Regions from separate parts of the Mus musculus genome. Here region 1 is linked to region 2. Evidence: chromatin loops called from intact Hi-C (ENCODE). Cell type or tissue: heart. All regions are shown on one strand. Each heading gives the region's core, and the rest is flanking DNA. Links, peaks and the distances in the headings are about the cores only.

Region 1 (14,957 bases), core at 2,506-10,505, 95 kb after region 2:
TCTAAAGCCATTTCCAAATAAAATAAAATAAAATAAAATAAAATAAAATAAAATAAAACAATGGCAATAGGTTGGGACTCACAGCTACATCAAGGGTTAAAATGTCTTTGCATTTGTTTCTGTTTTCAAGGATTGAGTTGCACCTGTGTAGCGTGACATTCTTGTCTTTACCCTCCAAGGAAAAGAGAAGTCTTTTCTGTTTGCTCCTGTTTGAAATGTGTCTGAAGTAAGGCTGCCTAGAGACCGAGTACTACAGTACTCACTCACGGGGGAGGTCATACGTGTAGTAAAGAAGACAAATACAGGATCTCACGGTGACGGTTCTCTTTTCTTTCTTTTCTTTTCTTTTCTTTTCTTTTCTTTTCTTTTCTTTTCTTTTCTTTTCTTTCCTTTCCTTTCCTTTCCTTTCCTTTCCTTTTCTTTTTTTTTCTTTTCTTCCCCCCCCCCCTTTTGGTTTATTTGATTAGTTGCATAAAATCAGGGATAAATACAAGCATGGTCAGCTTAACCGAACTCCTACTAGATACATCAGGATGCAAACTATAACAGGTTCTAACACAGACTGATCACCAGGTGTCTAGAAGTGGAGCTGAAGCCTGGGTCAGCCAGGGTCTTTCCCTCCTTCAGCTGTCCTCCTGGACATGGAAGCCTTTCTCTCCTATGGTGCTTGGACTTTTGACCCAGTGCATAGGAACTGAAAAACAAAGGAAAGTCGTTCTGAAAGCAATATTCTCTTGTCTTTCCTTGGGACATTTTTTTTTTCCATTTAAAAGGGCCATTTGGTCTTGAGCAGCCATAGGAAAGAAAGCATCATTCAGCTGAAACTACTTAAGGGGAACTTTAAAATACCTAGCTACATCTTCACACCTTTAAGTTAGACTGAGCCCAAGTGTCCTTAAGAGAGAATTCTGCGCAGTTATCCAGAGGAGGACCTCCGGGTTCTCTTTCACATAGCTGCATTCGGAGATAGTCTATATGAGGCATATGTTTTTGTTTTTGTTTTTGTTTTTTTTAAAGAGAGATACTTATACCTGGAATTTATATTCTTCCAAGTAATCTTTTAGTCTTGTTGGTAAAGGCAGTCCCCAGATCGTACTGGTACATTTGTTAATGGTGAGTTGACAGAAATGCTGCAGAGTGGGTGCTGATGTATACAGAGGTTTGGTCAGGTACAGGTGAACGGTCCCATGCCGTGGGGCTTCTGGGCTTGTCCGTTTTTCCTTGCACAGCTGTACATAGTAGTCAATCAGATGAACCACACTGTCAAACTGTTTAAGCTTGGACTTGACGCATATGATAGAATCCAACCTGAATTTCCCATCTTGGTACTCAATCTGCGGGTTATTCGGTCCAGCTGATGTCTCAACGGATATAGTTAGTAGGTAGTCTGAATGCAAACTATCTCTAATCAAGAAAGTTCCTCTGGAGCCTCTTTTAATTTCTCTTTGGCCTTATTAACAGTCATACTTCCCCAGTACCATCCTGGGGTTTTTCATTCAAAAAGAAAAAGAAAAGAAAGTGAAATAATTTTTTTCTTTTTTTCTTAGATATTTTCTTTATTTACATTTCAAATGCTATCCCGAAAGTTCCCTATACCCTCCCCACGCCCTGCTTCCCTACCCACCCACTCCCACTTCTTGGCCCTGGCATTCCCCTGTACTGGGGCATATAAAGTTTGTAATACCAAGGGGCCTCTCTTCCCAGTGATGGCGAACTAGGCCATCTTCTGCTACATATGCAGCTAGAGATACGAGCTCTGGGGGTACTGGTTAGTTCATATTGTTGTTCCACCTATACGGTTTCAGACCCCTTCAGCTCCTTGGGTGCTTTCTCTAGCTTTTCCCTTGGGGGCCCTGTGTTCCATCCAATAGATGACTGTGAGCATCCACTTCTGTATTTGCCAGGCACTGGCATAGCCTCACATGAGACAGCTATACCAGGGTCCCTGCAGCAAAATCTTTCTGGCAAATGCAATAGTGTCTGGGTTTGGTGGCTGATTATGGGATGGATCCCCGGGTGGGTTAGTCTCCGGATAGTCCACCCTTTCCTCTTAGCTCCAAACTTCGTCTCTGTAACTCCTTTCATGGGTATTTTGTTCCCTATTCTAAGGAGGAATGAAGTATCCACACGTTGGTCTTCTCTCTTCTTGATTTTCTTGTGTTTTGCAAATTGTATCTTGGGTATTCTAAGTTTCTGGACTAATATCCACTTATCAGTGAGTGCATATCTAATGACTTCCTTTGTGATTGGCTTACCTCACTAAGGATGATATCCTCCAGATACATCCATTTGCCCAAGAATTTCATAAATTTGAAATAGTTATTATTATTATTATTATTAAAAATTTTTAGAGTATGGTCTGTATTTGGCAGTCCTTTTTCTAGTTGTCTTGCTTTGTTGAGACAGGGCCTCCTGTAGCACAGGCTGGCCTCAATTTTACTTTGTAGCCAAGGATGACCTTGAACTACTTGTTCTTCATTCTTCACCTCGCAAGTCCTGGAATTTACAAACCTGTACCACGGTGCTCAACTAATTTCTCTTGTTATACCTTTTATTTTTTAAGCTGGTGAGTTAAAGTTTACCAAGGCCTACCACAAATCTCTGGGTAAATATTTAACAAAAACTTAAGTTCATTCCAGGCACAACTGTAAACCATTTTTTTTTTCTTTTCAAATGATTTTCTGTAGCTCTTCTTTCAATTTTGTTAAGGTTTTCTTCTAATGAGCCAAAAGAACTTTTGCAATATGACAGACATATTGGCTGTTTGACTGAGCTCACGCAGGGCCTTTACCAGATGCGCAGCCTCTGGGGAGTTCCTCAAGCGACCCCTCCGTCCCCCACTGGCTCTGCGTCCTGTCCGCTCTATTCCGGGAGGGCTCCAGGCACCGCAGGGTCATGGGAGATGAGTCAACATGAATGAGACCGGTGGTCGCCTGAGCTGGGGCCAGTGGACCTCGCGTGCTGCCTGGAAGTCACAGTGTACCCCAAAACGAGAGTGTGCAGGGTGTCCGAAATGGTGGCGGAGGGGGAGGGGACTGGAAGCGGCTGGTTGTTTTTCTCCAAATTCCGGCAGAATGGTGTGGCAAAGTCTCTCGCAGACACAGTCACCCACAGATCGCCCGCCGCAAGCTTCCGGGCTCCAGGCGAAAGGGAACTTGAGGGCGCGCGCCTGGAACCCCGGCACGCACTGTCTGAGACCCGCGCAGCATTGGCGGCTGTGGGAGGAAAGGCTCATGCTTCAGGGGGGAAGCCCAAGGCCCGGGAGCCTCAGAGGAGGGAGACTTGGCAAGAGTTAACCTTCTGTCCCCAGAGCCAGTGTCTACATTAACTCTTAAGGGGGACGGCTACAGTTTATTTGAATAATCTTAGAGTTAGAGGTACCAGATGTTGCCAGGCTTGTGTTAGAGAAGCCAGGCCCTCTGCAGAGAGGTCCACATGCAAGATAAAAACACACTGAGCCCTCTCTCCTGCCTTCCTACTCAGCCAAAAGCCTGACTACTGACTGTCACACTGAATAGGTCAAACCTTAGCCAAGCCCATTCCCCTCCTCAGAGAATGAACGACCTCTGTGTAGTAACCAAGGTCACATATGCCTCAACACCCCCTTGAGTAATACAGCAAAGGTTTCATGTTAACCAAGTGTACTTCCTCCAAATGCCACTTTCCCACCGCTCCCATGGGCTCTGGTCTCAGACCTGTGCAGAGGAGCTGGGGAGCAGCGTGTTCCGGGGCAGTGTGTATGGTGGGTATGAATGATTTGCAAGACTTTTTAAAAGGACAGCTCCTTTATTGAAATAGAAGGGCTAGATTATTTTGCTTGAGTCAGGGGTAGGGGATGTAAGGGACATTTTAGGAAGTCCTGCATTGGGTCAGGAGTCTTCCAAGTGTATCAGGTAGGTTATTAGACTGCCAGTCACATGATTTCTAAGAAGACAGTTCTCTGGTGGGGAAACAGAAACAGAAACCTAACTGGCTTTATCGTGACTTGGCTTTTGTCTCTGTGGAGTTGAGTAGGTCCAAGCCTGATTTGGGTCATGAACATCCCCACTCCTGCAGTGCTCTAGGAGAGCTGTTCAGGGGTATGAGCAGTATTAGCATTTCTTCTCTAATCTCTGCCTCACAGTTATCTGGCTATAGCCAGGGATGCCTGACTCACTATAAAAGGGGCTGCTTTACCCCCTTCTCATTCTCTTCTCTTGCTCTCTTCCTCTCTTCCTCACTGTCCCTTCTTTCCCCATTCCTCTCCCCCCTCTCTCTCTCTATGTGCTCACAGCTGGCCTACACTCCTCTCTTTCCCCCTACCCCTTCTGTTTCTCTCTGCCTTTCTATGTCTCTACTCTCCCAATCCCCCTCCCCATGCCCTAAATAAACTTTATTCTGTACTATACGGTCCTGTGGTTGGTACCTCAGGGGAAGGGGTGCCTCAGCATGGGCTTGCAGAGGCACCTCTCCCCCCTCCCCCCCGCAACCATACAGAGCTCTATCAAACATCTGCCTGGGTTTCTTTCTTTTTATAAAACATAACAGTCACTACCCAGTTCTCATATGCACCCAAGAAAAATCAAGCTTGTTTCAAATTTAGCTCCAAATTGTGATAGTGATCTTCTCCGCAAGTTACCTGACAGTGTGTATCAGTCTGAGGTTCAGCAGCCATGGGGAAGCATCTTCGCAGGAGCCTTTTATGTGAATAATGTGTTGGTGCTTGGTGCTGGGTCCTGGCCAGTCACAAGCACTAGATCCTTCCCTTCACAGCCTCATGGCCATTTTCATATACTCTTTATCTTGTTATTTATGTGAGGTAGAGCTTTACAAATGCCAGTCCATTTTAGTTCTGAAAACCCTTGCTCTGTATCTCTATCCACCTGTGTGATCAGGCAAGACAGTGCTGAGGTCCCTCCATCTTGTGCCCTCGGTAAGGCCATTTTCAGATTTAACTAGAATCTGATCTCCTTCATGGAGAATCCATTGAAAGCTACCTTGATTTAATTCTAGAAATCAAAGGTCAGCATGTCCTAGCTAACTTACCTTAGGCTTTAGTAAAACAGCTGGTTTGTGTGAAACACCCCTCCCCACTCCCTCTCCCCCCCAACCCCACCTCCCCACTGACTAATGGATCTTGGTAGCTTCTGATAAAATCTCTCTCTCTCTCTCTCTCTCTCTCTCTCTCTCTCTCTCATTAGATATTTTCTTTATTTACATTTCAAATGCTATCCCGAAAGTTCCATGTACCTCCCCCCTGCCCTACTCCCCTACCCACTGACTCCCAACTCCTGGCCCTGGTGTTCCTCTGTACTGGGGCATATAAAGTTTGCAAGACCAAAGGGCCTCTCTTCCCAATGATGGCCGACCAGGCCATCTTCTGCTATATATGCAGCTAGAGACACGAACTCTGGGGGTACTGGTTAGTTTATATTGTTGTTTAACCTATAGGGTTGCAGATCCCTTCAACTCCTTGGGTATTTTCTCTAGCTCCTCCATTGGGGGCCCTGTGTTCCATCCAATAGCTGACTGTGAGCATCCACTTCTGTATTTGATAAAATCTCTTGCTTCAAACTCTTTACTTTTTCAAAGCTCCCTGTGCCTGAGATGCCAGGATGTAGTTTCACCCTTTAAAAACTCCATTTTCTAGACACTCAGTGCCACAGCTAGATACCCGACACTTGGGTGTTGTCCCAGATGTCTGGAATAAAGACTTTCAATTGGCTTAACACTCAGTGTGAATGTGTGAGTGGCCATCTCTGGTGAGCTTCCAATAATTTCTGTTACAGTGGCCTTGAAGACTATGAAAATTTTGAACCTGTTCACACAAAAATTCAGCTCTCACCTCAAAGGGGATAAAAGAGAGTTCATCCTGAAGCCAAATATAAATGAGGGTGATCCGGAGGAAAGCCTTCGGTTAAATCTGATAAGTTATTTCTCTGCCAGTGAAATAGGCCCATTCAAGCCAGATTTTGAAATATGTACATGCATGTTTATTGGAAAGGTTCTCTCAGGCAGGTTCACTGGCCCCAAGGACCAAGGCAAGAGAAGTTTCTGAGGGGAAGGAGAGAGAGAGAGAGAGAGAGAGAGAGAGAGAGAGCAAGAAAATTCAAAATAAGTGGAGAGCAAGACGAGAGAAAAAGAGAGAGAAAGAGAGAGAGAAAGAGAGAGGAGAGAGATAAAGGGGGGCTGAAGGAGAGGCCAAAATGTAGGGATTATATATATATATATATGTATATATATATATACATATATATATATATAGGGAAGAGCCTCTGGGGAAGGGCAGCCTAGCCTCTAGACTGGAAAGTTCTGGGTTGGGGGACAGGGTATGCCAGGTAAGGAGTGAGGGATGCTAGGAGAACCTAGAGGCCAGATCTGCTTTGTCATGTAAAATATGCACCTCAGTCCATAGTACCCAGTGTCTAAAACCAAACAACCCCAAGTTCCAGGTATCAATAAGATGAAGTTTTTATAGTAACAACAAAGGAAGTCCTCAATTGAGGTACTTTTCAAGCACACTAGTGAAAACGTCAGGTAAAGGGGTTACAGCGAATTCAGGACACCTCTGCTATAGGCTCCAGGTGGCATCTGATGACTCACGGGCTTCTGGTAGGAGGAAGCTAGGGTGTTAAAATGCAGTCCTAAAGATTCTGTTAGTCACAGGATGTTACATCAGAAGAGAAGTAGCCAAGGAATGGCCATTAAGGGTGGTAAATAAATCCTAAAATAAATTACAATAACCCTGAACCTGCAACATTGTAACCACTGCACAGTCTCAGCCGTTCTGTTCTATTACCAGCTTTGGAGATGATTCAGTGCAAGGTGAGGCTCCTTTGCTGCAACTTTCCTTTGAAGTCCCCACCTCCATTTCCTGGTAAACATCTGGATTGCCATTACTTAAGGCCATTACTAATGCGCTAGGCTACCTGGGCACAGGGATTATGGCCATGCGTCCTCCTGTTTGAACAGTAAGTGCTCTTCCTCAGGAGCCACTTCCCCAGCCCAGGCTGGGCTCACACTCATGTTCTTCCTGCTCGCCTGTCCCCAGCGCTGGGACTGCAGGTCAGCACAACCACAGCCGCTTAAGGCTTTTTTCCTAAGTCCGGGGTCTCTGTTATTGCTTGGATTCTGGTGTAAGACACCATCACCACATCTAAGTCCTTGGTGTTTTCCTGCTTTGTAACAACTGTAGTTTTGTAACTGAATACGGTGGGTTTGCACCATAGAAACTGCTTATGTATGCCAGGAAAAGAGAAAATGAGAGTCCCAAAGATCATCTTTATAATCAAAGCTGGAGGATAAGGGAGAGACTTAGACTTTGGAAGCTGAGCTCTGTGTCAGGGCAGAAGGAGGCCCAGTCTCAATGCAGAGGGGAGCGCCCCTAGAGGCCGAATGTAGATGACAACCATCAAGGTTATGATCTGGATGACTGAAGACAGGTGATTTGGGCTGGTTGTATGTGGTTTCCTTAGAAGGGCATTATCTGAAACAAACAAGTACAAAGACTGAAAATTAAGCATCTCCTCCCGCTCTTTGTGTGCATGTGTTTCCATAGACTTTAGAATAGGTAGGGGAAATAATGATAAGGATGAGGTATGAATAAAACTACGATGAGCCTAATTTTAGTACCAGTGCTGGGCTAAGACTTCTAAAGTCTGACCCAGATCACTCTATTTTATCCATATTTAATTAAGCACAGCACACATTTGGAAGAAGTATTCAGCTAATGATCAACTCAGCCCTGTGAGTACAACAAAGCTTAAGACATGTTTACATTGAATATCTTTACTTCAACTTAGATCTTAGCTTCATCCATAAGATGGTTTCTTGTTGATTTAGAAACAATGCTCAAGATAAAGATCTAGGAAGAGAGTGGATTGAGGTGTAAGGGTTGGCCTGGCCCAAAGATTAGATACTCACTTAGGCTGTTGGAAAATACAAATGATATCTCACACAAGGATGAATTTTATAAGCTAGAGGCAATGATTAAGGTTTAATGGCCTGGGAAAAGTAAAACATAAATACTTGAAGATGCAGGCCAAGCCTGGCTCATCAGACAGAAAAAGATCACCAGGTTGTGATCTACATGAACTATATGGAGTCCTGGCATTCCAGGAGAGGTAAGCCAAAAGCCCCTCACAGGAAATGGTTTCCACCTCTGGACTAAAAGAATCTGACAGGGCAGCCCCTACCCACCATTGATTGCTCATCTCCTGGGCTTCCCCACCACAAGCAAGTGCTCCTTGGAAGTGCACTGTGCTGATGTGGCTTGATGATGCTTCTTCACACGCATGAGGCCCTGGATTCCTATCCACCAATGGGGGTGTGAAGGGAGATGGTTACATAAAGAAGGCACAGTGCAACCATTGCTCACCAGGCAGAGAACAGAAGTCTAAACCAGCCACAACACAAACTGTGGGTTCAGCAAGAGCCTTTGCTTCTGCAGATGAAACAGTGCTCTTTATGTCCCTCTCTCTTTCCCCAGTATCAGCCCTTTCGGAAGCCCACCCAAACCAAGAGGTACACTGTTGGGCTGTGGGTGTAGGGGAAGAGGTGGGAGGGAGAGAGCCCATGTCCAGCCAGAGTTCCTGTGCTCTGGGCAGGTGGACGCGGGATGACTGCCTGAAGCTTTAGACTTGGCTCTGAAGTCACTGACCCCACACGGCGGGGGTTGGGGGGTGGACAGGGGCAGCCCCCATAATAGGAGCCTCATGGCAACACTCTTGGCCCCAGAGATACAGGAGGGAGGGCAGAGGGAGAGAGGTCCCATGCAGGCGAGAGTCTTAAGTCTGGTTTGTGGCTGGAGCACAGTAAGGTCTTCTGATGGGAGATTAGGCACTGCTCATTAGGAGAAAGCCTATACCATCGTCCAAGCACAGTGGGCCTTGATGAACAGAAGACAGTCTATGGTTTTAGAGCTTGATTGTAGAAAGGCAGGGGGGAAAGAGAGAGAGAGGAGAGGTAGAAAGAGAGGGGGAAAAGGAGAGAGAGAAGAAAGGCTAGAGTAAGAGGGAGAGTAAGGAAAGTAAAAGCTTAAGAGACAAGGAGGGGCCAAGCAGCCCCTTTTATAGTGGGCTGTTATCTTGTTGTTGCTAGGTAACTGGGGAGGAGTCTAGCCTGAAGGCAAGCAGCTTGGGACATTATGTGGGGTTCTACTTCTCAACTCAACTGGAGACCAGACCGTCTGTGCATAGTCCATTGACCCACAGTCCACCACTCTGAGCTGGCTAACATGGGAGAGGTAATGTGGGTGGCTGAAAGGGCAGAGATGTGAACTGGCAGGCAGGACTTGGCAGACTCAGTGTAGCAAAAGAAAAATGGAGAACTTGGCTGGGAGAACAAAGGGTTTATTGGACTCAACAGGGGGACATTCAGGATACATGTGGGAACATTGCAGGACCCCAGATACTTATGTGTGGATGGTGATAGCATAATACCTTGGAATTCTGCCTCTTCACTGTGCTGGCTGTGTGCCTCCAGGGTCATGAGCAGCAATCCACAACAAAATGACATTCTAGGAAGTACAGACTTGAAAGCCCTAGAGAGGATTAGAGCACCTACCTACCCAGCAGGGGCTATAAAGGCAAAACATGGTATTTCACACACTACTCCCACCTTGGAGCTTCTATAACTCATAATTCATCACTAGAGGGCTCCAGGAAGAATTGTTGCACATGAGGATAAAAGGACAAGGGTGGAGGTCATTGGGAGGACCATCAGAGCAAGGTCTGCAGGAGGACTGAGCTCAGGCTGAACAGAAGCACCCCTGCCATGGTCCAGGTGCTGCCTCCATTGGGAACTGCTACATTGCAGAGGTCTTCCTGGCAACAGGAAGTCTTCACGTTGACCTTAGTACCCAGGATCTCCATACTTTCAATATTAGGAGGGCAGATGGGTAAGCAAAGATTGTTCTTTACTTTCCTTGTTTGAGAATCTGCAAGAAATCAGGGAGTGACTCACTTCTTATGCAGGGACAACAGAGCTTCCCAAACTCTGGCCCACCCAGCATAGTTGGCAAATCCTAGGTCCTGGTGAAAGATCTTGTCTCAGTAAACGAGTTGGAGACATGACTCAGCAGTTAACAGTACTTGTTGCTCTTACAGAAGCCCAGGGTTTGGTTCTGAGACACACAACCATTCCTAATTCCAGTTTCTGGAGATCCAAGGCTCATTTGCATAAAACAGCAAGCAATGCCTGAGGATCAGTAGTTAAGGATGTCCTCTGACCTTTGTATACATTACATCACATATGTTCATACATGTGTACCCACATTTATGGACACACACACATGCACACACCACAAAGACACAGCCCAGTGTAAGATCGCCCAGTGGCACAGCAGAAAGGGCAACCAGCATCTCAGACTCTTTCAGTTCTCCAGGCAATTATTTCCTAGGAGACAGGACACAGGCAGGATATGCTCAGGGAAGGGAAACTGGATAGCAGGGTGGGGCTGCTCCTGCCTTGTATATCTGAGGATATGCCTAGAAACCAAAGAAACTTTGGAGGATCTGATATGTACTAATATCTCTTTTTATCAACATTCCTAAGTCATTCCAGATTCCTTCATTATATGCAAAGACTCACTAGATGCTTCCAGCTCTCCTAGTCTGTCAGTGAGCCAGTGAGACCATAGACCTAAAGTATAGGCAGGATCATCACGTGACTACACTGGCAACAAAATGGGATGATAAACACTGTGAATGCCAATGGGCAGCCCTGCTTGATGATCACATCCCAGCACATCCCTGGACCCCAACAGCCCCCACTTTGCAAGAGTTCTCCTCCAACACAAGGAAAGCTCTACTTGGGGGGAGGGGAACCATGGTCCACAACAAGTGCCCAGACTCGACATTTTCTCCAAAGCCACCCTCAGCCATCTTTATATAGGCCACAAAGAACTTACCCACAATAACTGCTGCCTCCTGAGTAACACAGACTCCATCAGGGTAGGGGCAGGTAATTGATGGGCAAGAAGTCTCAAATGGGACTCCATAGCACTGGTAACACTCCAGTCCCTGAGCTGAGAGACAAGCCAATACATGAGGGCTAGTACATGCAATTCCTAGCCCAGACCCCTCCTCTCCAATGTCTTTACTTGCACACAGCTGCTGGCTGCTAGGTCAGAGCAAGGACATTACTGTTCAGTCAAGAGTGAACCAAGAACCACTGTTGTTTAAAGATGCCTGGTACTGCTGTCTCAGCTACACAGCCCCACAGGAGACATGTGCACCCCAAGAGATATTAAAGAGACAGCCACCATATTGGGAAGATATAGATACCAAATGTCCGCTGAAGCAGTGAGTGGGTGTGTAAGTAGATGCTGGGGCCACCAAATAGAGAGGGCTCTTCTGACCTGTCCTACCCTACACCTGCAGAGCTGGCCCCTGGGTATTGGAGCATGACAAAGCACAGAACTTCCCAGAGTCAGCTTAAAGCTGAGGCTCACCATGAGGCTTCCTGCAATACACATGTAACTACAAGTATAGGCGTATCTTAGAGCTCAGAATTTCTTAGAGTACAGAAGGCATAGCATTTGGGTCTCATGTGGCATGGGCTGGGACATAAGGAAAAGTCAAAGTCCAGGCAATAAGGATTCCAAATCCATTGACTTGGCATCTGGGGAGAAAAAGAAGGCTCTTCCAGTTTGTGTGCACACAGGCCAGTGTCCTGATTGGGAGGCCAGTGCAGAAGGGTAGAGTCTAAGGACAGGCTGCTCTGGTGGCCAGGTTCTGTGGCAGAGATACTGAGCTCCACGTGTCCTTTTGGTATGTGGTGATGGTTGCAAGGCAGGTTCTGACAGGTTTACAGACCCAGTAAAGCACCCCACCACAGAAGGCTTCACCCACCACAAGCCCATTCCCAATCCCATGACCCCAGCACATCTCGGGTACTGGGCACACAATGGAAGTGTAGGTGTACCCACAACCCTGAGGCCCTTTTCCATCTCCATTGTATCCTTCTGCCCCTCTCTCATTTTCTACCTCACCTCTTTCTGCACACAGTAGGGCCACAAGAAGAATCAGCAAACAGGACTTTGTAGTGTGAGAAGTGTCCATCCTCAGAGAAGGGCTGCACAGATAAAACCTTGGAAGTTGGAGCCAATTAATAGACCCCCAATCACATCCCTGGGCTCTCACAGAGCTCAGGCATCCGATCTTCCCTCCCTCCAACCCTCCACACAGCTTTCCCTGAGGAATACATGTCTGCCTACTTCTCTCACCCACCACCCACCCAGCTCTTCCTTCCTAATCCCACACTCCCAACCCCAGCCCTATCCTGAGGGCTCTTCCCTTTGTCACCTAGCAGCTCCCTCCTCACACCAGTCCTTACTTCCTCTCAGACAAGGTTGCAGGCACAGTGGCAAGTTCTGTCAGATGTGGACTGAAGTACTTTAATTTCCTTCAGCTCCTCCCAGCTGGCATCCTGAAGAGGGAGGGGTTTCAGTACTTAACCTTTTCCAGGCCATCATGTTTATTGGTTAAGAGGTAGCAAGATTTGTTTGTGACCTGATCAAGCCAGATTTATAGCAGTTGGGGAGGAACCATGGTGCAGGAGAACTGAGAGGGCCGAGGGCCAGAGGCCACAGTTGACTTGTGCTTGCCAATTAGAAAGCAAGGGAAGAAGTCAAGTTGCTCAGCCCTTTACTAGTTTTTGTTTTGTTTAGCTTCGTGTTTTTTGTTTGTTTATTTTGGGTTTTTTTTTGACTTTTTTTTTTTTTTTTGAGACAAAGTTTCTCTGTGTAGCTTTGGCTGTCCTAGGACTTGCTCAGTAGAACAGGCTGGCTCCAACACACAGCTATCAAAGGGGTGCACAACAGCCGCTGATACTTCTGCCTCCACTACCTGGCTTTTTTCTGTGTCTAAATAGAAGGTATGGTTTGCAGTGGCTCAGAGCCAATGGCCCTCCTTCCTATAAGCAGGAAAACAATTTACAAATACTTAAAGACTGGCTCTGGTGAGCAAGCCCCCAGTAGGCTCTTGCATCCACAAAGTGAGAGTCCTGAGGCAAGAACTAACTGGCAACTGGGATGGAAGTTACCAAGCAGTGTCTGATGTGTTTGGGGATGTATGGGGCTGTGTGTGCTGGACAGAGGTAGAGACCTGAGCTGGAAATCATCCTGAGATGATACCACAGCAAATGAACAGCTGTGCTCACAGGACAACTGAGTCCCAAAATGGACCACAGCATCAGTGAAGCTGAGCGCACCCCACTTAAGCAGGGAAGGCTGCTTACACTCCATGGCCTCTGCCCGAGCACCACTAAAAACCCCTTCCTTCTTACCCTATAATATATCATATAAGCAAACAGTTTGCCTCCAACACCGCATAACCCAGCACAGTGGTAAGAGGAAGAGAGCAAGCAAGAAATGTTGTCTCTCTAATTCTGTCACATGCTGTGCTCGGTATTGGCTCATGCATGAAGAAGTGTATGTGAAAGAAAGAGCAGGAGACAGCAAGCCTCTGCAAACAAAGAAAAAGCGGCAAGGAAAGATCCAAGTGATAAACCCTGCCAATGTCACCACCCAATGAGGTTATGAGGCTTTTTTTCCCCCAGAGGATGGGTGAGGTCACTTACAGGAATATGCATAAATTCTGAGCAGCTTAGTCACCACCAAATCTCACCCCATCATAAAAGCAGTACACGGAGTCCCTCTTTCAGTAAATCCTCTGTATCCTCTATATTCTAGTATCTTCTGAGACCACTTGTGCTTGGCGGAGAACAGGAGGGAGTCATGGCTGGAACCCCAGGTGACAGTCCTCCCTTCTGAGTATAGAGAGTTCTGCCCATTATCACAGACCTATTGCTGTTTTGCTCTTCTGACTCTATTTATTGCCAGGGCTCCTGGGCCAACATTATCCCTACTCCAGGATGACAACGGGGCCATCACCTTCTCTTTGGAGGGAAAGGCCATATAACCACAGTGCCGTGCACTGTTTCTCTAAAAGTCTTAAACTAGGAATTCTCATGAGTCCTCCAGTTTCCACCCAGCCCCATTGTTGGGGAGCTAGCTTCCCTTAGTGGTGGACTCCTGCCCATTCTACTGACAGACCACTCACATTAACTCTTCTGGGAGAGGGCTACAGTGTACTTGAGTAATCTTAGAGTTAGAGGTACCAGATGTTGCCAGGCTTGTGCTAGAGAAGCCAGGCCCTCTGCAGAGAAGTCTTCATGCAAGACAAAAACACACCCAGCCCTCTCTCCTGCCTTCCAGTTCACCTTGAAGCCTGACTATTCTCACACTCAATAGGTCAAACCTTAGCCAAGCCCATGCCCCTATTCAGAGAATGAATGACCTGTGTTAACTAGCCAGGGTCACATATTTTTTCCTCACTACCAAGAGTCATAAAGCACAGGTTTCATTTTAACTAAGTGTACTTCCTCCCAATGCCACTTGCCCCTCCCCCATGCGCTGTGGTCTTGGGATGCAGAGCAGCTGGGAGCAGGGTGTTGCAGGGATGGTAGGCATAAATGATTCAAAAGACTGTGTTGGAGGTTACCTCCTTTATTGAAATAAAGGGGCTAGATTATATAGCTTGAATCAGGGGCAGGGAGGAAAAGGGTAATTTAGAAAGGGCCACATTGGGTCAGGGGTCTTCCAAGTGTATCAGGTAGGTTATCAGACTGCCAGTCACATGATTTTTAAGCAGAGAGTTCTCTGGTGGGGAAACAGAAACCTAACTGGCTTTATCGTGACTTGGCTTTTGTCTCTGTGGAGTTGAGTAGGCCCAAGCCTGATTTGGGTCCTGAACATCCCCACTCCTGCAGTGCTCTAGGAGAGCTGTCCAGGGGTATAGGCAGTATTAGCATTTCTTCTAGGCTCTGCCCTGTAGTTATCTAGCAACATCCCGGGATGCCTGACTCACTGTAAAATGGGCTGCTTGGGCCCTCCTCACTGTCTTCTTTTGCTTTTTTCCTTTCTTCCTCCCTGTTCCTTTTCTCCCCATTCTCTTTTCCCTCTCTCTCCACATGGC
Region 2 (14,957 bases), core at 3,404-11,403:
AAACCTGGGATTTGGGGATTGAAAATTTAACATTTGAATCTAACAGTGTGGCGACTCTGGAAACCATCTTTTCCTCAGGGTTTGTTTGTTTTTCATCGTGAACTCTCTCTAGGCTAAGGACCAGCCCTCAGTGTAAGCATTAGATCCTTTCAGGTCCTAATGTGTGCGCTTACACGGGAATAGGTGTACACATGACAGTGAAAGCCGGAAGTCAACCTGGAGTGTCTTCCTAATCATTCTGCACTTTCCTTGCTTAGACAGGGTGTCGTCGTCACTGAACCTGGAATTCACTGATTGCTTAGAGTGGATGTACCCAGCAAGCTCTTGTACATCTGCTTGTCTCCACTTCCACGCCCCACATCCTGAGCTAAGATTATAGATGCATGCCACTACACCTGACTTTTCACATGGGTTCTAAGCATCCAAACTCAAGTTTTTGCACTTGTAGGCAAGCACTTAAGCCATCTCCCAGCTGCTCCCCTTCCCCGCTTTTTTAAAGTGTGCATTCCTTAAGTGGATATAGTGACCCTCTAAATAGTCCTGTTGATGTGGTTACTTTGAAATGTCCAAAACTTTAAGTGCCTGGCTTAGAAGGGGGAACAGAAGAGACGAATGAAAGGTGGATAAAAAAGATGAGTATAAAAGACTCAGCCCATTTAACCACCAAGAAGCATCTTTAAGTGAGAGGCTTAAGATCCAAGATGAGAAGATGCAATCTTCCATGAGAACACAGAGCCCCAGGGTTTGAAGAACAGAGTCCTGTTGCCTCTCTCAGACCCCCAAAGCTATGCACAAGCTGCTTCCAACTCATATGACTGTCTGTCTGCCACAGGAGCAGGAACTGGGAGATAAGTAGCTGCTACTATGCTAAGAACCAAAAATTGGCCAAAATCAGCCATCTAAGTGAGCCTACCACAACCATATCAGATAGATATGCAATTGTTATTTAGGAAAGGCGACAGGTTTCTACTGCTTTCTGGTCTGTCTTCTTCCTAGAACAAGGTCTTAATATGATAGAGGATGAAACATTTGGGCTGTGTGGAAAGAAAAGGAAGGAACTCCAAGTAAAGAAGCCTCCTCGGCTTAGAGGAGGCCACAGACATTGTGAGTGTAGATGTCTTCCATAAATTAACTTGCTTTCTTTGTTCACAACTCTGTGGGGTTTGCTCTTATTCAGAGGAAGTGATAATACTATTCATGATTAGTGATGGTGGTGGTGATGTAGTGATGGTGGTGGTATTCATAACAGTGGTAATCAGGGTGGTGGTGGTGGTAGTGATGGTGGTGGAGATGGTGATGATGGTGGTGGTGGTGATGGTGTAGTAGTGATATTGGGGGTTGTAGGGATGATATTACTGGTGGGGTAGTAAAGCTGGAGACAGTAGTGTTGTCTTTTCTGACTAATGGTAGTGAAGGAAACAGAGGAACATATTCCAAACTTTTCCTGACGTGAGTCAATATCAAGTGTTAAAGTTGTGTTAACCTTTAGGATCTTAAATACTTGGACTTGAGCCCCAGAACTTATTCACAGCATGATGATAGATATGTTAGTCATGTTGTGTGCCTCACTCACAGCCTTCAAGTCAATGTGATGGGGATCATAGGCTGAGAATTAACAAATCACTGTGAGCCTAGTGCAGAAATGACGTGAGAGTCTTACCCCACGCTGTGTCTTCAATGATTCTATTCTATGTACCAGGATTTCTCTGGGTGTGGTACTAGCACCTGCAATCCCATTCCTTAAGAGACTAATACAGGAGAACTGCTGTGAATTCAAGGTCTAGCCTTGACTACAAAGTAAGACCCTATCATGCACACACAAGAAAAGGACCTAGATTTTAATTATTCCTGGCTCTGATCCATGCTGGTGATGTTGCTATGATCCACCCATCTGGACCTTTGTATACTCTCTTCTTCCTCAATACAGAGGAAAGGCATTCCCAGCAATCTGATCCCACCCCACCCCTTTTGTAGCTTCTACTGAAAATGCCTCCATAGTGTCATTGGTCTGCAGAGTTCCACCCACTTAGCATTTCACCTGTGTAGTGGTGATGTTGCTGATTCGGGTGGTGGCCGTGACAATGTGGGGGATGGGGAGAGTATTACCTACCCGTGGAGTGATGAAGACGCAGGCAGCAGTGGTTGTTTTTCTGAATCACGGTGGTGAAGGAAGTGGAGGGGGCGTGTATTGCAAGCTGTCCATTTGTTTCTACCATACTGTCTCAGAACAGAGCATGCCCACCTGTCTCTCTGCCACAGCCCATTTTCCTCGACAGACATTGACTAAGTCACAGCCTTTCGAGCTTTCCCTAGTGCCCATTTCCCATCGGATGAAGTCTACTACCCCAGCCACTGTGGGCTATGAGGTCATTTTCCTTTGATCATACTCTAGCTCTGCCACTTCTTGCTGTGTGCCTTTGGGCAGGTTATTTCTTGCTAAGCTTCATTTCTCTTTGTAATAGCATCAACTTCTAAGGTCTAGGGGAGAATCATGTGAACTTGATAAGCACTGGCTCCTTAAAGGTGACTCTTACACCTTCAGATAGTGTTTCCCACCTTAACTGCCACAGCACTCACACCGCCCAAGCTCTCGGTCTGCCAGGAAGCCCCAGGCCTCACAGAATCTCTTGGCAGAAGTTAGAAGGGGGACCTAGATCTCTTGTTGCCCAGGTCCAGTTGACCAGCTACTTTGCAATGAGGTTAGAACGAGGTGTGACAGATTGGGAAGGGAGAACTGTCTCCTGCCTAGAATGGCAGGTTCTAGAGTGGGCCAGCTGAGGATCCCAGGCACAGCCCAACCCCCAGCCCAGAGTGTGTTCCTTCAACGTGACACACTACAGACCAGAAAGGAAGCTAAGGGCTACTGGGAAAGAGGCCCATTCGTTTCCACAGTGATGGTAACGTGTGGCCTTGACTCCTTGATTCATTGGAGTGTTCCGATGAGTCACAGCACCTTGACAGCTCTACATGGGAACCTGGAAGTTAGTCAATCACCTGTGGCCCTGTCTAGATCCCTCCCTGGTCTCTGGCTTCTAGCCCAGACTCTATTCAAGCCCACGCCTAGAGGACTCTGGCCCCTGGAAATACCGTAACAGGTTTGGTTTGCCTGCATCTGCAAGGCAGTAGGGTGTTCTGTAGATCTGACATTAACCCCACACCCCGAGAGAAATGGAGTCATGACGGACAGCCTACTGACAACTCCCTGTGGAACCTGGAAGTTGTGCCTGAATTTACGATACATCCAGCCAGAAGGTCAGCCTGCCCTGCTTTGCTTCCAGAAGTCACTGCCCTCAAGGTGCCCTCTGCCTTTAGCCCCCATTCTGATGCTTTTTCTCACCCTCCACAGTCTATCAGGACCTACAACCTGTATTCAGAGGCTGGAGTGAGGCATGCACTGACTCCATGCCACTGCCTCCCACCTGTCAGACAGAGATAGGTGATGTCTCTTTGGACAGGTGAAAGAAAGTGGTTTACCAAGAGTGTTGGGCATGCTGCAGGCAGGCTCAGTGGTGTCAGCATTCTTGTCTGGATCCCCCAAACTGCCTCCAGTACCCCTCTCCCCTCTGAGGCTCCCACCTCCTCTCTGTTCCTTGCTGCCTCTTCCCCTCACTCAGTTCCTGCTCTCCCTGCTGGATTTGACCGGGCAACCCCACTACACACTCTCCATACTGCAGCTCTTTCCTTCCCAGTCCACTCCCTCCCTCTCTCCCATCATCCTATCTTCCTCCAAATGTCCCTCCCACACTGTTCCAGGACCAGCCAGCCCTTCCTGGGTGCCGCTCAGTCATTGTCCACCAGACCACTTATATCATTCCTCTGCCTCAAGCTGGCTCCTCTCAGGTCCCCATGTCACTCAATCATAGGCCTGGATCAGCAGAGTCCCTCTGGGTTGCCCAACCATGAGCTAGCTGGTCTCAGTGGCCCACAGTATACAGCCCCCTTTCTCACCATCCATGCTAGCTCTACTGATTCAGTTCCTGCCTCGTGACCTTCCTGCATCTACAGGCTTCCTATCCCTCGGGACCAGCAAAACTGGGAGTTGTCTCAGACACCCTTGGCCTCATTTAGACATCCCAGGTCCTGGGTGCACTCTGTATCTGGGGCTTTCCTGAGTACCTTGCTACTGTTGTGTTTTCTTGCCTATTAACCTATGACATGTGACATCATCCAGAAGGCACATAAAATGCATCTGTGCAAGGTGTATGTCCTATGGCTTTCACATGGTTATACCTGGACCATGTCTACAGCCAGCCCACGGTCTTTGGATCTCATCTGTTCTTGGATGGAGCTCTATCTTCTACCGAGTGGTACCTGGGCAGTGTGTTCTACATGTGTCACTGCTTATAACTATGCCACAAGGTCTTCATCTTTTCTTCTGTTGATGAACAATCAGGTTAATTCCAATTAGAAATGAATATGCTTAGTAAAGGGTTTTGAGAACACTTCCTTTTAATTTTTCTTGTGTACCAAAGTCTAGCATCAAATTGCCAGGACACAGGGAGGCTGGTGTTGACAGTATATAGTTGACAGTTGTTAGTATACAGTAACATAGCTTTCTGTTACTGTAACAAAATGCCTGTCACAATCAAGTTGTGAAGAAAAAAAAAGGTTTGTTTGGGCTCAGTTTCAGTCCATGGTCACTTGGCCAGTTTGTCTGTGAATCTGCGAATATCCTCAATATGACAAAAGAGACAAAGAGACATATATATATATATTGTGTGTGTGTGTGTGTATGTGTGTGTGTGTGTGTGTATACTGTCCATCATTTCTCTCAAGTCCAGAAGTAACTGGAACCCTGATAAGGCAGGGTTGATGAGGCAAGGAGGAACATGTGAGGAGGGAGTTGTGAAGGAGACACGAGGCCTGATGTGGAAGGAATGTGAAGCCTCACATGAATGAAGGTATGAGGCAGAATATGAGTGCGGGCGGGAGGGCAGGCAGGAGGGAGGGCTGCCTCCTGAGCAACTTGTGAGTCCTAACAGGAAGGGTTACATTTCTCTACTAAGGTTGTAATCTACCCTGTCCAGACAGCCCCCCTGAGCAAAATGGAGGACTCCCATCTCTTAGTGGGGCTTTGTCTTAGTCAGGGTTTCTATTCCTGTACAAAACATCATGACCATGAAGCAGGTCGGGGAGCAAAGGGTTTATTCAGCTTACACTTCCATACTGTTGTTCATCACCAAGGAGGTCAGGACTGGAACTCAAGCAGGTAGGAAAGCAGGAGCTGATGCAGAGGCCATGGAGGGATGTTCTTTACTGGCTTGCTTCCCCTGGCTTGCTCAGCCTGCTCTCTTATAGAACCAAGACTACCAGCCCAGAGATGGCCCCACCCACAAGGGGCCTTTCCCCCTTGATCACTAGTTGAGAAAATACCCCACAGCTGGATCTCATGGAGGCACTTCCCCAACTGAAGCTCCTTTCCCTGTGATAACCCCATCCTGTGTCAAGGATACATACATATACATACACATACACGCACGTGCGCGCACACACACACACATACATGCATGCGCGCGCGCACACACACACACACACACACACACACACACACACACACACATATATATATGAAGTGTATGTGCACAAGCTGTTTCGTTAACTATTGTTTAAGAGAGCTGTTTTCTAAAACATCTGTAGCATTGAAGAACTGTAGCTCTGAGATCCTCAGAGATCTCCTCCCTGCAGCACTCAGTGCCTAGACAGGGATCCTGCTGATCCACCCCCCCATCTGTTCTCGGCTTCCCTTCATCCATCCCTGCATCAGGGCCTGGACACTCCAAGGGAAGATGTGGACCTCAGAACTCAGCCCTGCTCCATCCTTCCCCGCTTGGTATGCATCAGTGCCTGGACATCCCAAGGGAGGATGCCAAAAAAAAAAAATTAATTAATTAATTAAAATAGAGAGCCGGGTGTGGTGGAGGACTCGGGAGGCAGAGGCAGGTGGATTTCTGAGTTTGAGGCCAGCCTCATCTACAAAGTGAGTTTCAGGACAGCCAGGGCTACACAGAGAAACCCTGTCTCGAAAACCAACCAACCAACCAACCAACCAAACAAACAAACAAACACAAAGAAAGAAAGAAAGAAAGAAAGAAAGAAAGAGAGAGAGAGAGAGACAGAGAGAGAGAAAGAGAGAGACAGAGAGAGAGAGACAGAGAGAGAGGAAGGAAGGAAGGAAGGAAGGAAGGAAGGAAGGAAGGAAGACAAAAAATCAGAACCGCAGGGCAGAGGCATCTCGACTGTACCATGCTGACTCACCATCCCCACAGGCTGCCTGGTGGGACAGGCTTTCATTGATTTATCTGCCAAGGTGAACCTAGCAAGATGGAGGAGTTTGGGGAGATGCTCCTCTGTGGCAACCAAATGGACTTCTCTTTGCAACCATGACAACCAAATGGACTTCTCTTTGCAACCATGTCACCCTCCCCTGTGGCAAGGCCACAGATATGTAGCTGCAGAGCACAAGTCTGTTGGACTGGTGGAGTGTTTTTCTATCTCTGAGGTGATGGAATGGCTGCTGGACCGTGTGCCCAGCCATGATTCAAGACTCTAATGATGGAGCTGATAATTTAAAAACCCACCAAGCGGTTGTGGGGACTAGAGGAATGGCTCAGTGGTTAATGGTGTACACACTGCTCTTACAGATGATATGAGTTTAGTTCCCCAATTGAGTTACCCTAGGGAGGCTTGAAGCCCTCAGTTTATCCTAACACACACATTCCACCCTCCTACACACACACACACCATTCACACATACACCATACACACATGCACACCACATACCACATTAAACAAACACACACACTCATACTTTGTTTCTCTCTCACAAACACAAACACACCATTATACCATGTTCAGAAGCAACACTCATGAACATACAGGCACACCACATACAACATATTTTGCAAAGCATGCATAACACACGTACACACCTTTGTACATCATACACACAATATTCATACAGGGATTACATATAAATGCAGATCACATACCACAAAACATCATTTGTATAGCACAGGATATGTAGAAACCTTCTATATAGAACCACACCATATACAACACATGGACCAGACAGGATATAACACTGCACACATACTACCCACATACTGCAAAAGGCCCCCACACACATCACATACACACCATGGGCTTACACTTTACACTACAAGCACACCCATGCACATAGTTCTTTGAATTCTATTCAAATTATTTGCTGGCTTATCACATGGCCAAGACTGAAAAAATACCATGGATGTGAGAGCCGTTGCCACCAGGGGGCGCATGTAGCCTAGCTCAGGACCCTGTAACATCGTGGGAACTTCAGCTCCACCTGGGAATTACACAGAGCCCAGAGCTAAGCCTGATTCCAGCTGCCCTATGTATGAAAAATAGGAGGGGCTGGGGGTGAAGTGAGGGTGGTGCTTTCAGCCCTCGAGCTGGCCACCAGCTTAAAGCCACGGGTCTTGCCACGGAACAGCAGGAGACTACAGAATCACGCATGCAACCCCTCTGTCTGCCCAGCAGTAAGCGGAGGATCTTGGCACAATGATCCCCAGAAACTAGCCTGGAGTCTCAGCTCCCAGAATACAGAACCAGAGATAGCAATCACAGGGCCCCAGCAGATTCCCCGGGGCCCCAGGATGGGCTCAGAGACTGTTCTAGAAGTTTCTGCTGCTGTGACAAAGCACTGACAGACTCCAACTTGGGGAAGGATTTATTTACTTACTGGCTACAGTCAACCATCAGGTGAATCCAAGGCAGGAACTAAAAGCAGCAGAGGACCGCTGCATAATGCCTTGCTCTCCTTGGCTTGCTCCGGCCCAGGCCCACCTGCATAGAGATGGCCCTGCCCATCGTGGTCTGGGTTCTCCCACATCAATTACTGGGTAAGACAGTGCTTCACATGTTCACAGTCCAACCTGATAGCATCTGTTTCTCAGTTGAGGGTCCCTTTCCCAAATATGTCAAGTTGACAACCAAAATTAGCTAACACAGAGACCTTCCTGCATTCAGGCTGTCCTTCCAAGTGGAACCTAGAAGCCGCCTCTGGTGTGCTGGGCTCTCCAGTGCCCATGAAGACTGGCAGGGGTGTGGGTGACGTGGGGGGGGGGAGGGCTTGGTCGAGAAGGGGAAGGAGGGAAGAGGATAGGTCCAAGCCCCCAGTGGGAAGTCCAAAGGGGCCCAGGGAGCCCCTAGAAACTGAGGTACCAAGCCCAAGCTGTTCATAGCCGCCCAGTGTGTAGAAGACTTAGCATCTCAATGAGAGACCTAGGCCAACAGACTAAGCACCCTTTGAGGTCACAGCAGGGTTTGGAGGGAGCAGAGGAAGGTCCTCTGGGGAGGATCCTCAGCTGGCAAGAGCAGGAGACAGAAGTGCCGAAAGGACTCAACACCGCCAAAGCCCGAAGAAATATGTCTGTGGGTGCTGGAATGCAGTGGGTTCGTGTGCCTGGGCCATGAAACAGATGACTAGGACCTAACCTAATCCAGCGTGGGCAGGGCAGGTGGCTCCACACTGGCACCTCACCCTAGGCCTGAGAGCCCGCCTTTGTTCTCCCCACCCCCTCACCTCCCTCCTCACTTCTGGAAATGAAACTCTGCCCCAGGCTCCTCCCCTCCCTCCCAAAGCCCCGCCCTCAGCCTGGACTCCCTCTTCTGCTCTCCTGGCTACCACCTCCCGTGGGAGGATTCCAGCAGAACCTACGGGCTTGGCTAAGCCCCTCTGGCACGTGGAAAGCCAGGATGAATGGGGATACATGAAGGAGTGGACAGAGCCAAAGTTTTACAGAGCCATCCTTAACCCCAAGAGACAGATGGCCACCAAGAGGGTAGGAGGGTAAGGTCAGTAGAGCCTCCAGGCAGAGAGCTACAGTAGGAGCCACCAGTCGGTCGGGCAAGTAGGTTGGGCAAGTAGGTCGGGCAAGTAGGTCGGACTGCCCAAGCTGCTTCGCTGATTCTGGGCGTAAAGCGCTTGGTCTGGTACGCTCTAGATGTCCAAACGGGATTGGCTTGCTGCAACCCAAGAATGCACGAGGCCAGTGACCCGCCTCTTCAAGCCCTCCTTGATGTCCCAGGTCTCCGATGGCAGGCAAAGTCCACCCCCAACTTCCCAGGACCCCGCTTTACTTCCTGGGGGCTCCACTTTTCTTCTCTGGGCCCCTTTGAATGTCCTCGAGAAAGACTACAGGGGCTTCTGTGAGGGCCTGGGGCTCCCAGTAGCTGTTCAGACTTGTCTCTCTGCTGGAGTTCAACACAGACTCCTGGAGAATGGTTCTCAGAGGTTCCCACACCCTTCCCATTCACCACTGAGGGTCGCGCAACCTACTGGGGGCCCCTCCCAAAGTCCAGAGCCCATCTCTAATTACCAACAACCCACTTCAGACTGAGTCCTGCAGCTTCATCTCTGAGCCCATCTCAGGGTGGGTGGGATAGGAGGTGTCGGCTACAACTGGGGCAAGGTCACAGGGACCAGGTGACCCTGGGTTTTGTTGTTGTTGTTGTTTTGTTTTTGTTTTGTTTTGTTTTGTTTACAGGGTTTTTATTATTGTGGTGAAACACTATGACCAAAGCAACTTGGGGAGTTTTATTTGGCTCCACATCACAGCTCACCACCGAAGGACACCAGGATAGGAATCAAAACAGGGCCAGAACCTGGAGCCAGGAGCTGATGCGGAGGCCACGGAGGAGTGCTGCTTATTAGATTGCCCATTATGGCCTACTCCACCTGCTTTCTTATAGAACCCAGGATCACCAAGCCAGGGATGCCACCACCCACAATAAACTGGGTCCTCCCTCACCAGTCACTAATTAAGAAAACACCCTACAGCTGGATCTTACTGAGGCATTTCCTCAAAGGAGGTTCCTTCCTTCCAAATAATTCTAGCTTGTGTCAAATTGCCCTAAAACTAGCCAGCACGCCTGGCTGGTATTCACAGTCGGGGCTCTTAAAAATATTTAATACGATTTTGGGTTCCAAAACAGAGAGTAATTCATGTAGGAGGATCCTAGTACCGAACACAAGAAGGAGCAGGTGACCCCAGAACCAACAGAGGCACCTCTGGTTCTCACACTGGGAGGTTGAGAATGTAAGAAGCAACATGAGGCCTCTGTGACTGAAGGCAGCCGCTTGGGGCAGGAGCAAGGGATGGTTAGGGACACCTCTGACCGCCCACAAAGGCCTTTGCATCAGTAGGACAGTGTATCTTGTTTATCACCGTTCACAAAACGCTCTTCCTGCTGGGGTAAAAAGGCCTCGCGCCTCAATCTAATCCTTAGACTGCTTAGTTCAGATCCCTTATTTCAGCTGCAGTCCTTCCAGCTGTCTGTCTGCCATCTGTGGCCTGGAGAAGACCTGGTCCCTGATTGAAGAGGTTACATTTGCGGTGTAATACAACTCTGTCCTGGCTTCCTTGCTTCTGAAGGCTCGAGAGCATCATTGTGTCCAGAGTTCCCAGTGGATAGCTGGCCTGTAGTCACTCAGAATAGGACCCACCCACTCACTCTCAGAGTACACACTGGGGTCCTTTGCTGAGTCAGTGGGGCAGACCAAGAGTCCATGAGTAGGCTTAGGGTGAGCCTGTGACCAGGTAGAGGGAATGCTAGTATCCATGCCAGCAACACTGCCCAAGCCTTCCTCGGCACTGGCTGGCCTTTGCTGCTGTGTTCACTGCCTGGTTAGGGTCTTGGTTGGCCTTCACCTTTATCTGACCTCCTCTTCGGCTTGCTGTTGTCGGCCTTGGACTTACTCTTGGTCTAGATTTTATTTTTTTTTTCCATTTTTTATTAGGTATTTAGCTCATTTACATTTCCAATGCTATACCAAAAGTCCCCCTTACCCACCCACCCCCACTCCCCTACCCACCCACTCCCCCCCTTTGGCCCTGGCGTTCCCCTGTACCGGGGCACACAAAGTCTGCGTGTCCAATGGGCCTCTCTTTCCAGTGATGGCCGACTAGGCCATCTTTTGATACATATGCAGCTAGAGTCAAGAGCTCAGGGGTACTGGTTAGTTCATAATGTTGTTCCACCTATAGGGTTGAAGATCCCTTTAGCTCCTTGGGTACTTTCTCTAGCTCCTCCATTGGGAGCCCTGTGATCCATCCATTAGCTGACTGTGAGCATCCACTTCTGTGTTTGATGGGTTGGTCTAGATTTTAGTCTTGAATCGAGCCTTGGCTATGTGCCTTGACCTACTCTGTACACAGGTATGATAAAGAGTATCCATGGAGATTTACTTTCAGTTCTAATGTGTCGACATCTCAGAATAAGTCCCAACAAGTCATTGGCTCTCTGAAAGAGAGATGCACGGTAGACCATTAGTGAATGTGGAAGTTCTGGAAGATGCTGTGATGGAGTCTGGCATTGATGAGTAAGTATCCCGGGTTGCTGGGACACCCAGGCAGGGCAGCATCCAAGCATCCAAGACAGAGTTCTGTTTGCAGAGTATCCCACTCTGCCACAGAGAAAATGGGCACATCAAGAGCCTAGTGGTACAGGTAGAATCAGAGAGAGCATGGGTTACGGTAGGCCTGGGGCCCAGTACTTGCCCTGCCATTTATTACTTGGGTACCACTAACAAAAGATCACCCGCTTCCCAGCAGCCACTGGCACACTTCAAAACTGAAGGTAGACCATCACTGCTGTTTCACAGGCTTGGGACAAATAGTCAATTATATAAGCATGCCAGGCTCCTTACAGTGCTCAGAACACAACAGATGCTTCACACACACACACATACACCCAAAGAAAGATCTACCCGCCTAGGCTAAGCAGAACAAACCAGGAGACTGCCCTGCCCGCCGCTGCCTCTGATCATCAGGGTCCATGCTTCTATGTCTTTTCTGCCAGGAGCTGCCATCCCATGCCCCTCACTTCCTTCTTTACCCACCTGCTTCCACTCTCTCTGGTAATTTCAATAACATGAGCTCATTCTGCAGCCTCCAGGAGAACAGCTTCAAGGAGACTCATTTCTACCTTCAAAGATGGACCCTGGAGTGTCTTGCAGCCTAGGAAGTGCCCAGCCTAGAAAGAAGAGCGAGGTTACCAGCACTATGGTCCTACTATGCTTAAGGTTGTCACAAAGGTCTGCCTAGGGCTGTACTGGAAAATAGAAAGTTGTGTCTCAGTACTGCTGTTTTAGTAGGAGTGGCCAGTAGCTCTGGGGTTGGGGACTGAGGTGCCATGGGACATTACTGGGAGGCTCTCTAGCCAGCAAAGAAGTGGCCAGAACAAAGATCCACATGAACTAGACAGAGGGTCTAGAACACTGGATTGACCTTTCTAGTTAGGCCAGTCCAAGATGGACATTCCACAAATACCCATCAAACAACTGGTTGCATAATATGCATCCATTCAATACATGAACACAACCCCCACTTTTTTTTTTAAAAAAAGTGAGAAACCAGTGATGTATTTATAATTCCATCCTTAGGCTAAATCAAGAGGATCACAAGCTTAGCCGCAGTTACATAAAAAGATTGTTTTTTTTAAAGAAAGTCAAGTGTCTATAAACTACACACAGACCTCCTGTCCTTTGTGATAACCCAGGCTTTCCTCTTCTACTCCAGGAAGTTTTAGCACAAATACTTCTTCTCCGTGTGCACATTTTTTTCAGGTTTGTTGTGTTTGTTTGTTTGTTTGTTTGTTTGTGACGGAGTCTCACATAGCCAAGGCTGGTCTCAAACTCCCTAAGTTACCAAGGATAACCTTGAACTGATCTTCCTGCCTCTACATCCCAAATGCTGCGATTATGGGTATGCTGCATCAGACTGTTTCATCGGATGCTGGAGATTGGACCTATGTCTTTATTCATGCTGCCAACTGGGCTATATGCCCAGCTCTTTGTCCACATTTTAAAACCTTTTTTAAAAAAATTTTTATTTTATATATATGAGTTTTTTCCCTTCATGTATGTCTGTGTACCCTGTGTGTGCCTGATGGCTGAGCAGGCCACCAGAGAATGTCAGATCCCCTGGGACTGGAGTTACAGGCATTGTGAGCTGCTATGTGGATAGTGGGAATTAAAATCAGATCCCCTGGAAGAGCAGCCAGTGCTCTAACCACTGAGAAACCTCTCCAGCCCACTTGTCCATGTTCACACAAGCATTTCTCCTGTGGCATAATAACCTCTCGACATCACTGTAACAGCTGCAAACAGCCTGGAGGCCAGACTGCGTTGCTTAGCAACGCCTTTACTCTCTGGATCACTTGATCTGTTTATCTGAAGCAGAAACAGTCAAGCACCTCCTGATTGGTCCCACAAAATACCAACCCATTTGCTCGCTCCACTGTTTTCTGTCCATTTATCATCCATCCCTATGCCGCTCTCTACACAGATCTTGGGTTTGGATATGGCTATTCCTACTTGTTCTCACTTGTTGGCCTTGGCTGTTTTTGTTTTAAGAAAGTATTTTCCCTGAGGTTGTAGCTTAGTGAGGCAGCAACATGCCTAGAGCACGTCACCTTGTCGCAGGATTTTCCCTGTCCAATTACATTAGTGCAGAGGAGGCCTGTAGTTGGACAGGGAAATGGGGAGGTAGAGCTAAGAGAGAGAAAGAGAGAGAGATACAGAGAAAGAGAGACAGAGAGAGACACAGAGAGAGCATCTCAGAGCAGGGAAAGAAGAACTGTGGTTGTGGACGTGGATGTGGACGTGAACCCCCATGGTGATTACCAGCCACAAGTAGCTATGATTTCACAAGGTTAGAAATATTGGGATAAAGCTTTTATCATTATCAGTTGCCTCTGACATTATTGTATTGGCACCTTGTAAATTGTGATATTATTGATATATAAATCCAATTGGTTAGCTTTAAGCTTAAGAGTCTTGATTTTACCAGGTTACTGGGTATTGTGTTATCAAACCTCAAGGATGGCAGATCTATTTGGTTACTGGAGTGTGGGACCGCTTGTTACAGGAGATTATAGCAGAGATGGAACTAGTAGCTCCCGGGAAAAGTGAGCCAGATGCTGTGGGGGCTAGCTCCAAAGAGTTGGCGGCGGTGGCAGGAGCCCAAGAGTGTGGTTGGACCATGTAGAGAGCTGGCAGGTTCATTTTTTAATATTTCCTGTGTTTGAGTCCTACCCCTTTAGCCACTCTGGAGAAAGAGATTTGACCTTTTCTGTTTGACCTTCCTGCTTTCTAAATCACACATGTCCTTTAACTCTCAAGGCTGTGGTGTTTGCTGAATCTCTCCGTTTACAACAGACCCTCTTTGTAGAATGGGACCTGTGGGCTTCTCTGAGTTAGGGTAAGTATGAGACCCTCAAACTCTGACCTCTGTTTCTAAGAAAACTTTGGTTTCCGCTCATCAGAGCTCTTCAGACCCACGTACCTCACCCCCATCCCCTGCCTCAGCCCTAATTCTGGTCATGGATTTGAATTCAGTGGGGGAAGGTACAATGTCAAAGACACAGGAAAAGATCAGAGATGAAGAGATGGCAGGGAGGAAAGACAGGAAGCCTTGGGCACTCAGGGGAAGGGGCAAGAACAGGACAGGACATGGAGAAAAGCCTCTACAGATGGAGAACCTGAAACAAGGCCCTTGGGTCCTTGGCCCAGAGCCCTGTCAAGCCCACTTCTGTCCTCCCGGTAGGGTATATGGTATGACTATATGCATGTGTGAGCAAGCCTGTGTTCCATCTTTACCACCACAAAGATGGCTGTGGGCCTAGCTTACCTCTCCAGCCTGTGTTCTTTCATCCTGGTCAGCTTTAGGAAAACCCGTGTGCTGAGCCAGGAGCCAGTGGGTGAGCTAGAGCAAGCAACTGAGGCACGCGTGCTGCCAACAGCTGCTGGGTTTGGGCGAGCTGAGGGTGAAGATTTCAGAAGTTCTGTAAAGTGATTTTAAACATACATTTAAAATGAAATTTCTGACCAGGGAGGTGGGTCAGTTGGTAAAGATACCTGCTACCAAGCCTCATGCCCTGAGTTCAATTCCCAGCACTGGAATGGTGGAAAAAAA

Evidence for each region. Peaks named below come from ENCODE experiments on the same cell type or tissue, not always from the same donor. Only the 100,000 strongest peaks of a DNase experiment are listed, where the experiment ranks them.
Region 1: a loop joins it to region 2, with 7 times the contacts of the local background. A loop is called at or near these places in 4 of 42 quality-filtered maps.

Annotation. Positions count from the first base shown.
Region 1 is chr15:74,985,564-75,000,520 of GRCm38, forward strand. Ly6a (lymphocyte antigen 6 complex, locus A) reads right to left here and starts at 12,468. Exons shown (of 4, transcript NM_001271419.1): 1 at 12,316-12,468; 2 at 11,972-12,054; 3 at 10,889-11,005; 4 at 9,314-9,916. The coding sequence starts at 12,041. The coding sequence ends at 9,699. The region is part of intron 1 of Gm28068 (a long non-coding RNA gene); the gene reads left to right. Gm41348 (a long non-coding RNA gene) reads right to left here and starts at 8,884. Exons shown (of 2, transcript XR_875429.2): 1 at 8,179-8,884; 2 at 6,435-7,465. It also overlaps the pseudogene Gm8000. In heart, for the core only: a CTCF peak has its summit at 7,372; DNase peaks (open chromatin) are centred at 2,948, 3,958, 7,378 and 10,308; H3K4me3 peaks cover 795 bases; H3K27ac peaks cover 688 bases.
Region 2 is chr15:74,889,236-74,904,192 of GRCm38, forward strand. No RefSeq gene overlaps it. Among named protein-coding and RNA genes, the nearest start is that of Ly6m, 15 kb to the left of the region's middle. In heart, for the core only: a CTCF peak has its summit at 7,259 (motif pointing right); a DNase peak (open chromatin) is centred at 7,326.